Regions from separate parts of the Homo sapiens genome. Here regions 2 and 3 are each linked to region 1. The links are chromatin contacts, found by Hi-C or POLR2A ChIA-PET in ENCODE. All regions are on one chromosome and are shown on one strand. Each heading gives the region's core, a stretch centred on a gene start or an enhancer-like site at or near the end of the contact. The rest is flanking DNA. Distances are from core to core; before and after follow the strand shown. Region 1 has its middle 47 kb from the start of LINC01655. Region 2 holds the start of LINC02474 (long intergenic non-protein coding RNA 2474). Region 3 has its middle 15 kb from the start of LINC02257.

The links. A loop is a pair of places that touch in the nucleus more often than their neighbours do. ChIA-PET counts read pairs that join two places held with the same protein, here RNA polymerase II (POLR2A). Pooled maps may share reads with other maps.
Region 2: a loop to region 1 is called in a map with no recorded cell type, with 2.2 times the contacts of the local background. The contact joins the promoter of LINC02474 here to the enhancer-like site in region 1. A Hi-C loop is called at or near these places in 1 of 37 single-sample maps with no recorded cell type and 6 of 50 pooled maps. POLR2A ChIA-PET finds 5 or more read pairs at or near these places in 1 of 52 experiments (WTC11).
Region 3: a loop to region 1 is called in a map with no recorded cell type, with 14 times the contacts of the local background. The contact joins two enhancer-like sites. A Hi-C loop is called at or near these places in 5 of 37 single-sample maps with no recorded cell type and 8 of 50 pooled maps. POLR2A ChIA-PET finds 5 or more read pairs at or near these places in 2 of 52 experiments (activated B cell and activated T-cell).

Annotation. Positions count from the first base shown.
Region 1 is chr1:221,792,303-221,795,867 of GRCh38, forward strand. No RefSeq gene overlaps it. Among named protein-coding and RNA genes, the nearest start is that of LINC01655, 47 kb to the right of the region's middle. Within about 2 kb of position 1,494, at least 3 of the 41 ENCODE cell types and tissues checked have a DNase peak (open chromatin) inside an H3K27ac peak, as active enhancers do.
Region 2 is chr1:221,964,730-221,968,255 of GRCh38, forward strand. LINC02474 (long intergenic non-protein coding RNA 2474) reads left to right here and starts at 1,681. Exons shown (of 3, transcript NR_149071.1): 1 at 1,681-1,773. All of the region lies in intron 1 of LINC02257 (long intergenic non-protein coding RNA 2257), which reads right to left. RefSeq lists an enhancer at 755-1,367.
Region 3 is chr1:221,992,048-221,995,686 of GRCh38, forward strand. No RefSeq gene overlaps it. Among named protein-coding and RNA genes, the nearest start is that of LINC02257, 15 kb to the left of the region's middle. RefSeq lists an enhancer at 392-441. Within about 2 kb of position 2,289, at least 3 of the 41 ENCODE cell types and tissues checked have a DNase peak (open chromatin) inside an H3K27ac peak, as active enhancers do.

The DNA.
Region 1 (3,565 bases), core at 244-2,743:
TTGGAACACAACTATGCTCACTTTTTAAAAATGTCTTACTTCTGGCTGTCTTCATGCTACAATGGCAGAGATGAATAGTCATAACAGGGAACAAATGGTCTAAGAAGCCTAGAATATTTACTATCTGACTCTTTACAGAAAAAGATCACCAACTCATGCTCTAACTTACTTTATTTTCTATTTCCATTGCTTGGACTGTTGTGATTTCCAGATTTGAGATTTCTTATGTGATCATCTAATATTTCATAATTCTTCAGTGACACCCATTGTCTCCAGTACAAATCCCAAATGAATTCGGCATACAAGGCCTTTCATAACTTGGTTCCTATCTAGATTTCTATCCTCTTCTCCATCAACCACACACATTTTCCATCAACCACACACATACCCTTGTGATAGAACCACAATAAGTTTGTCCTTCACGTGTAAATAGCCCAGGCTCTTGTATCTTCTGGTATGTTATAGGTTATGTTCTCTGCCTGGAGTCCACTTTCTTCATGCTAGGCAATAAGCCACTCTTTCTCTAAGAGCTAACCTATCATCTAGCCTTCATAATTCATCACTTTTCTTCTCCACTGTGTTTTAATAATTTGTTTTCACATCTGCCTATCCTATAAAACTGTGTTATTTCTTGAAGGCGGGGAACTCTGTCAATTGATTTTTATATTCAGTGTGTCCGACACATATTTTGGTGCATGGTAGATACTCAGTAGATGTTTATTTGACAAATGAATGGGCCAATAGAGAAATGCATGCCATGCGTATATTGGTGCTTCCATTAGTAAAGCACATGCTCTCCTTGGGATGAACCTCCCTATCTCCCACTCCCATTAACATTATCTGACAAGAGTCCGTTTTATGTGGGACAAACATGGGCTTAGCAATGAACATGAAATTGATGAACATGCTCTGTCTGCAAGTCTGCTGCTCACTAGCCCAGGCATCACTGGCTGAGGCACGTAACTTCTGCCCACTGGCCTGATCCATGAAGGTGGCAGAACAATTTATTTTTCCTGAAAGACTGTGAGCATTAGTCCCTATATCAGAAGAAGGTATAGAAATAAGGGAGACTATATTGGAATGTCTAAGGGAAAAGCCATGCCTAGGGCTGCCTGGACGTCAGAGACAGGTGAGAGTGCACATGTGTACACTTGGTAAGGCCAAGGCAGCTCTGCTGACAGGAAGGTTACCTCTGAGCCACGTGACTCAAGCTGCACAGAGCAGAGTCAGCCTTTGGAGAAGGTCAATGTGGTGAGGAGGGAGGGAGACTAGGACTTGGAGGTTTCTTTGGGCTCAGTCATTGGCTCAGTATTCAGCAGCAATTTTAGCCCAAACCTCAAGTCATAGACCAAGCAGAAAGAGCCTGGATTTTCTAGGACTAAATCATGGGTAAGGAGGAAGATAAGACAAGAAAAATGCATGGGGAAAGAGGGAGAAATAAGAAGAGATCAAAGCAGTCAGGGTGAAGAAATAAAAATAAAAGCAAGGGGGTGAGATCACATGAGCAGAGGTGGTAGACTGTGACCACTTGTCATTCATAAGGTCTCAGGCATTTCCTGGGCAGCTTCTCTCCACTTCAAGCCTGTATCAGTTCCTCTACCGATCAAGCCGGCATTTTCTGCCTTTCCCACCTCTGTGCTCTCTCCCTCTTCTCTTTTTCCTTTCATCTCTTCCTCTCTAGTTCTCTATCCCTCCTCCTGCCTGCCTTAGCCTCTATTCTCCTCCTTTTTTCCTCTCTCTCACTACTCTTCTTGCCCTATTTCCAAAGCCTCCTTTCCAGTGTTAACTTGATCCAGAAAGGATCTTGCCTCTTGGGGAGAGAGCTCAAAAGCAGTGAAAAGAGGCTGCTTTCTATTGGAATTGTCATGGAACCATGTCTGAAAGTACCAGGCTGGAGCACTGGCTCTATCCTGCCCCTGAGAAAAGTGACTGAACTTTCCTTTACACATACACACACACACACACACACACACATACACACCCCCCAACAACATGCCTACCAATTCAAACGCTCTCCTACACAGGAGACTGTAGTCTCCTGGCTCAAGGGAACAATGCCATTGTTCAGAATGTTTAACCTGATTCCTTTGTGGGGAGTTCCAAACTATCATAACCAAATTCTGATGTCATGCTGGTGGCAGGGAAATAACCCATCTGCTCTGGGCTAACCACGTTACATCAAGTTTTAATTACATGCAATTATATTGGTGGAGAGAGAAGAGGATGACTTGAATTGAGGCCCTGTCAGTAATCACAGGCTAGGCTAAAGGGACTTTTGCTGGGGAAGTTAATGGGTGCCCTTACACAGATGATACAAATACATGCTCTACAAAATGAATCAGTTGCCAAGTTCTGTTGGTTCATCCTGAGTGATGTCTGGGATTCTCCATCCCTCTGTTTCCTTTCCATTTCACCCTAGTGCCCCAGTTCAGCTCCTGTTGCTGTAATCCCAGACTATTAGCGTAGTCTTCCAAATACTTTCCACCCCTCCTGGAGCTTCCCTTTTCAACCCAAATTGCCTGCTAAGGGTAAATTGATTGTTGTAAAGAAAAATCTCATCATATAAGCTTTCCACTCACCTATAGAAAACAGCTCATTCTCTTGCCACATTTGTGGCTCCTAGCACATCTCCCACTATCCTCGTATATGGATCCTAGATTCTGGCCATGGTGGACCTTGAATATTCTCTAAACATGTCTCATGTTAATTATCATTGAAACTTTAAAAAAATTCAGCTGCAATATCTGATACTCCTGTTTACCTAATCTTCCAGACCCACTCATCTATGGTCTGGACTCTGAAGCCTCTTTATGATTAATGGTTCAGAAATGATGTCTCCCTCCCCTGAATCTTTAGAGCATTCAGATAGGTTTTATCCCTGTAAAGTGGCCCAATGAGGACACAATGGTCTGTACTAATAGCTCATTGAAGGCAGAGTTAGTTTATATTTAATCCATCTTTTATCTCCCACAGTGTCTTACACAGAGTAAAAACTGAATAAATAAATGATTTTTATCTATTGAACAAGTTTAAATACAATGGGGCTTGTAAGTTGAAATGGATGTCAAGGAAATAAAACACAAGGACAGAAAAAAATGTACAAATTACATATACAACCAATCTGACAGTCCATTGTGAGACTAAACCAATGCCAAGAAGTTGTTAGAAGCTTATGGATGGAAGCAAAAGGGTATAGAGACAGTGTGGGCGAAGTCTTTGAGACCAGAGGAAGATTGTGACTAAGTGGGAAGTTTTCTGTGCTAAGTGGTGTGCTGGCTGCCTTACCACACATCTCTCATTCAATCCTCACAACCACCCCGTGTTACATGTGAGGAACCTGCCTAGGGCCACACAGCTGGAAAGGCAGAGTCAGGACCCAAACCCAAGCTCCCAGACCCCAAGCCCATATTCTCTGCATGGCACAGTACTATCCTTCCCCTAACATATTGTCCCTGATGTAAGATGTCTGTCGTATCAAAACTACTGTCATTGTTATAGAAGTTAAAGTAGAAAGAAATTCATTTTTAGAATAAAGTTATACAAACTGTATTTTGGTTCTTTGTAC
Region 2 (3,526 bases), core at 431-2,930, 170 kb after region 1:
AATTCAGGCACATCTGACCAGTATTTACATTCAAACAGCAACTTTAAGATTGACAAAACAGACTCTTTGTAGCAGTAAGATATCAACATGACAGATGGCAGGCCCTGAAATAAATAGAAGTATTTTACCCCAAAATATATTTCTTTGACATATTTTGAAATGACCCTGCAAAGTTGTTTCTTGTGGGAAAAATCCACATTCTATAGAGAATCCCCTTCCCTTTCCAGGTCTTTTTCCTGATCCAGGAGAGAATTAAGAGTCTGGCACCTTTTTAAGTCTTATAAGAAACATTTACTATTATCTCTGAAGCCTGCTACCTAGAGGTTTCATCTGCATAATAAAAACCTTGGTCTCCTCAACCCCTTATCTTAACTCAGTCACTCCCTTCTATTGATTCCAGGCCTTTTGATAAACTCAACCAATTGCCAATCAGAAAATCTTTGAATCCACCTAAGACCTGGAAGTCCCCCCACACCTTTGATTTGTCCACCTTTCCAGACACAACCCATGTCATCTTAAAAGTAGTGATCGACATCTAATGTATATTAATTAATAAATTAGATCGACATCTAATGTATTGTGTCTCCCTAAAATGTATAAAACCAAGCTGTAGCCTGACTACCTTTGGCACAGGTTCTCAAGATCTCTTACGGCTCTTTCATGGGCCATGGAAACTCATATTTGGCTCAGAATAAAACTCTTGAAATATTTTACAGAGTTTGACTCATTTTGTCAACACCATGATTTGAGCAGGCAGCTCAAAGGGTAAATCCAATGAGGAAATAAGGATAAAATAATGTGTTCTGAGCACCTATTCTTTGTCAGGCTCTTTGCCTGTGTTATCTTTTAAAATCTGCACAACACTGAGAAATAGGCAATATTCCTATTGGGGCACAGAAAACAAAACCCCAACAGTTCAGGAACACAGAGGAAACGTCTTCATATTTTACACAAGTGAAGGAGATATCACAAGCATGAATGCCCTGAAAATGTTCCCCCAGTTTTCTGTTTAGTTCTGTTACTTTCAGGGTAACAATATTATTAATCATCTCTACCACTAATTGAGTGTTAGCCACATGCACCTAGCACTGTGCTAAGCGCTTTATATGCACCATTTCATTGAATGCTTGTAATTACAATGTGAATTATTATTATTATTTATTATTAACCTTATTTTACAATGAGACAACTTATTGTCAGGCCTCTGAGCCCAAGCCAAGCCATCGCATCCCCTGTGACTTGTGCCCAGATGGCCTGAAGTAACTGAAGAATCACAAAAGAAGTGAAAGACCCTGCCCGACCTTAACTGATGACATTCCACCATTGTGATTTGTTCCTGCCCCACCTTAACTGAGTGATTAACGCTGTGAATTTCCTTCTCCTGGCTCAGAAGCTCCCCCACTGAGCAGCTTGTGCCCCCACTCCCCCGCCCCTGCCCACCAGAGAACAAACCCCCTTTGACTGTAATTTTCCATTACCTTCCCAAATCCTATAAAACGGCCCCACCCCTATCTCCCTTCATTGACTCTCTTTTCGGACTCAGCCCACCTGCACCCAGGTGAAATAAACAGCCATGTTGCTCACACAAAGCCTGTTTGGTGGTCTCTTCACACAGATGTGCATGAAATTTGGTGTGGTGACTCGGATCGGGGGACCTGCCTCAGGAAATCAATCCCCTGTCCTCCTGCTCTTTGCTCCGTGAGAAAGATCCACCTACGACCTCAGGTCCTCAGACCGACTAGCCCAAGAAACATCTCACCAATTTCAAATCTGGTAAGCGGCCTCTTTTTACTCTCTTCTCCAACTTCCCTCACTATCCCTCAACCTCTTTCTCCTTTCAATCTTGGTGCCACACTTCAATCTCTCCCTTCTGTTAATTTCAATTCCTTTCATTTTCTGGTAGAGACAAAGGAGACACGTTTTATCCGTGGACCCAAAACTCCGGAGCCGGTCACGGACTGGGAAGGCAGCCTTCCCTTAGTGTTTAATCATTGCAGGGACACCTCTCTGATTGTTCACCAACGTTTCAAAGGTGTCAGACCATGCAGGGACGCCTGCCTTAGTCCTTCACCCTTAGCGGCAAGTCCCGCTTTTCTGGGGGAAGGGCAAGTACCCCAACCCCTTCTCTCCATGTCTCTACCCCTTCTCTGATTTTCTGGGGCAGGGGCAAGAACCCCTCAACCCCTTCTCCTTCACCCTTAGCAGCAAGTCCCGCTTTTCTGGGGGAGGGGCAAGTACCCGTCAACCCCTTCTCCTTCACCCTTAGCGGTAAGTCCCACTTTTCTAAGGGGCAAGAACGCCCAATCCCTTCTTTCCACACGCCGACCTCTTATCTCTGTGCCCCAATCCCTTATTTCTGCACCCTGACCTCTTATCTCTGTGTCCCAATCCCTTATTTCCGTGCCCCAACCCTTTCTCTGCTTTTCTGGAGAGCAAGAACCCCCCACCCCTTCTCTGTGTCTCTACTCTTTTCTCTGGGCTTGCCTCCTTCACTATGGGCAACCTTCCACCTTCCATTCCTCCTTCTTCTCCCTTAGCCTGTATTCTTAAGAACTTAAAACCTCTTCAACTCTCACCTGACCTAAAATCTAAGCATCTTATTTTCTTCCGCAATGCCACTTGACCCCAGTACAAACTTGACAGTAGTTACAAATAGCCAGAAAATGGCGCTTTCAATTTTTCCATCCTACAAGGTCTAAATAATTCTTGTCGTAAAATGGGCAAATGGTCTGAGGTGCCTTATGTCCAGGCATTCTTTAACACATCAGTCCCTTCCTAGTCTCTGTGCCCAGTGCAACTCGTCCCAAATCTTCCTTCTTTCCCTCCCGCCTGTCCCCTCAGTGCCAACCCCAAGCGTCGCTGAGTCTTTCTAATCTTCCTTTTCTACAGACCCATCTGACCTCTCCCCTCCTCGCCAGGCCGAACTAGGTCCTAATTCTTCCTCAGCCTCCGCTCTTCCACCCTATAATCTTTTTATCACCTCCCCTCCTCACACCTGCTCCGGCTTACAGTTTCATTCAGTGACTACCCCTCCCCCACCTGCCTAGCAATTTACTCTTAAAAAGGTGGCTGGAGCCAAAGGCATAGTCAAGGTTAATGCACCTTTTTCTTTATCCCAAATCAGAAGCATTTAGGCTCTTTTTCATCAAATATAAAAACCGAGCCCAGTTCATGGCTCATTCGGCAGCAACCCTGAGATGCTTTACAGCCCTAGACCCTAAAAGGTCAAAAGGCCGTCTTATTCTCAATATACATTTTATTACCCAATCTGCTCCTGACATTAAATAAAACTCCAAAAATTGGAATCTGGCCCTCAAACCCCACAACAGGACTTAATTAACCTCACTTTCAAGGTGTACAATAACAGAAAAAAGTTGCAATTCCTTGCCTCCACTGTGAGACAAACCCCAGCCACATCTCCAGCACACAAGAACTTCCAAACACCTAAACCGCAGTGGCCAGGGGTTCCTCCAAAACCTCCTCCCCCAGGAGTTTGCTACAAGTGCCAGAAATCTGACCACCAGGC
Region 3 (3,639 bases), core at 1,039-3,538, 200 kb after region 1:
CTGCACTGTCTTTTCCACCTTCCCATGGAGAGGCTCCCATGCATCAGCTATTTACTATTTCAGTTTTTTAATGGAGTTCTTACTTGCCTTGGGCTAGAGACTGAGCTAGAACTGGGAATACAAAAGATAAGACAAGGTACCGGCCTGTGAAGCATACCATCTAGCAAGAGAAATGGCTCCTTGGAGAATGGCAGCACAGAGGAGAGTTAACCCCCACTGAGAGTTTGAAAAGGGCTTCAAAGAATAAAAAGGAAGAAAAAGGAAACTATGGCTTATTGGGATAAAAAATTAAATGGCTTATTCACCTATTTTGCCAAGTACAAAGCTAGTTGCTTTATGTACATAAATGTATTTATCCTATGAAAATGCTTAATAGGAGGCCAGTAGGCTGCAGAAACTCCAGCACCCTGGGTCTCTTCCTAAGCAAACCAAAACCCAACTCAATGTAAACAGTGAAACAAAGCTTAAGCTTATCCTATCAGAAATCACCAAGTAGCTTCTAACTAGGGACTTTACCAATCAGAAACCACCAACTAATCTCTAACTAGGGACTTTCCATTTTAACCAATCAAATGCTTCCTCTGTCTTTCTTTCACAAACACCGTATAAAAGTATCCCCTTCGCACCCCTTCAGTGGAGTGCCAAACCACTTGTGGTCTAATGCTGCCCAGGTCATGAAATGCTGAATGCTCAAACTCATTAGAATGTTAATATGCCTAAGTTCATTTTTTAACAATCCTTACATTAATCTTAAGAGGTAGATATTGTTTTCCACAATATAAAGCTAAGCAAAGTTGGGCATGAAGAGAGTAATACATTCCCTTGTGTCCACAGAGTTAGCACATGATGGGGCAGTGATCAGGCCAAGGTGTATTGGATTCTATAGCATTCCCTCTTCGAGATGTGAAATTTTACCTGGACCCTAAACAATCACAAAGATGTCTCCCATTAGTGAAGGGGAAGTTTCTCCGAGTAGAAGGAGCTAAAAGAACAAAATCAGAGAGTTTGGATTACACTAGTGGTCACAACGTAAAGGCAGACACAGGCAGTCTCAGGACATAAGGTTGGAAGACAGGTAACTCCAAATGTTCTAGATGCTCTTCTGGGCTGCTGTGCTCTAGGGACTGAGGAGCTATGGAAATGGGAGCAACTTGACTTGATTTTTGCCCTTTAAAGCTGCTTCTTTAACAACAGTGTAAAGCAGTGGTCCCCAACATTTTCGACATCAGGGACAGGTTTGTGGAAGACAATTTTTCCACAGACCGGATTGGAGGGATGAATGAAGTGTATTACATTTATTGTCCACTTTATTTCTATTATTATTACCTTGTAATATATAATGAAATAATTTTACAACTCATCATAATGTATAATCAGTGGGAGCCCTGAGCCTGTTTTTCTGCACTACAAGGTCCCATCTAGGGGTGATGGGAGACAGTGACAGATCCTCAGTCATTACAGTCTCATAAGGAGCACACAACCTAGATCCCTTGCATGCACAGTTCACAATAGGGTTCATGCTTCTATTAGAATCCAATGCCAACACTGATCTCACAGGAGGTGGAGCTCAGGTGGTAATGCCAGTGATGAGGAGCAGCTGTAAATACAGATGAAATTTTGCTTGATTGCCTGTCTCTCACCTGCTACTGTGAGGCCTGGTTCCTAACAGGCCATAGACTGATACTGGTCCATGGCCCAGGGATTGGAGACCCCTGGTGGAAAGGATGAATTAGAAAAGAGTGAGATTGTGTTCATTCATTTACTCATTTGCAGGCACTCATGAAATGATACTGGGGAAAGGAGACCAGTGAAAAAATGACAGCAGTAGCCCAGAAGAGAGATGATGAGGACATGAGCCAAGCTCTTGCTTCCCTGTCTTTGACATTTCAGTACATGGAGAAGACCTAGGAAAGCCCATAGGGCATATGCTTGGAATTCTGAGAGCTATCGGGAGGTCTAAAGTAACCCCTGAGCCAAGATCTTTGGGGCTACATAATAGAAATGAATTTAAACTAGACCTGAAGGTTTGTACCTTTTTACAAGAATGCTTCAGAAACAGACCTGGTCCTCAAAGCTTCAAGGCCCAATGGGGATTCTTATCTCCTTTGGGAAGGAACTAGGGAGTCTTGATTCAAATGTCTCCGGACCCTCCCGAATATATATCCTCTTAACAGAAGAAAGAGCTGTTCTCGCTTAACCAGGCCTCTAATGCTAGTTAGAAAAAGAACAGGGTTCTAAGACATCAACTGCTTGCCTGAAAGGGGAAGAGAATCAGCTGACTCATATACTGGTCCTTTTAGGCTGCATGGTTTGAGTCATGATGCTCAGGAGAGTTTCCAGCACAGCAGACCTCAGGGAAGGCAGGGCTTAAATCCAGGTAGCCCACTGTGGAGTCAGGAAAGCTGTAGGGACAAACTGGAAGTTGATGGCAGAGAGGTGTTTTCACTGAGGTGCAGATCAACACAGCACCATCCTACAGCCCCATGGAGTCCAAAGGGAGGCCAAGAGGATGTGGAAAGAGTGAGATGGTACACCCACTTCCTAGAGTTGCACTGACTTTTAGAGTTGCACTGACTCTAAAAGTGATCAGAAAATGGAAATGATGGTGTTTCCTGTTCAGTTTGAGACCCAAGTAACTGGCCTCATCTTCACCTCTATCAAAGAACTCACTTCTCAACTTGACTCTCAACCAGTACCTATTCTTCCTCCCATTACTTAGACGGGCGACAAGGTTAATGCACAGCTCACTAAGAGTTAGATAACCTAGAAGAGTCAGAAGAGTTCTGGTTCCTTCTCTGCCACTTACTAGATCTCTGGCTTAGCCTCATTTGCTTTGTCTTTTTATTACAAAAACAAAGAAACTATAAAATGATGGGTTTAGAAGAACAGACTTCCCTTTAAGGTCTCTTCCAGTTATAACAATCTCTTATTTGATTCATTCTCCAAGCCTCCCACTCCTTACTGCACTTATTTTAATCTTTTTTTTTCTCCTTTCTCTGTGTTTTCTTGCTTATGAAATGAGTGTGTGTGAGTAATGTTCATATGCTGATGAACACAGTTGGGTCTTTGTCGTCCGTGATAATGAGAAATGGATCATGTGGATAACCCCAAACTGAAAACACTGTTCAAGTATGTGACGGAGGAACATTCCAGTCTGACTAACAATCTAATGTTTAGTTAGGGCTGCACTCACTGAGTATCCATTATCTAGTTAGCAGGATGGGCAGAGAGAAGTTAACTGGGTTAACTGGGTTAGTTTGTGAAAAATAGGGACTGATGCTGCGATGTGCACATTGGCCGAGTCTCCTCCACTAAGCAATGGCTTGTTTTGTAAATTAGACTTGCTTGGTTTGTGCGATTAATACTACAATGGCCAGTGTTTAGGACATGCCCAGGGACAGGAGTGGAGGCTGCAGTAAGAAAAGAAAAGATAATTGCTAGAGATTTTAGGAGACTGAGGGACTCAGAACCAAGAAGGGTCACAGTACCTTGGGTCAAGAGTGGCTCAGCCAGCAGTGACGAGGGCATGGCCCCTCCTCTGGGCTCTGCTGTCACCTTGATTCACCCTACAGGTGGCTCTGCACTAAGGAAACCCCCTTGGACATTTACCAGATGGAATTAGACCTCACAGATAGGGGA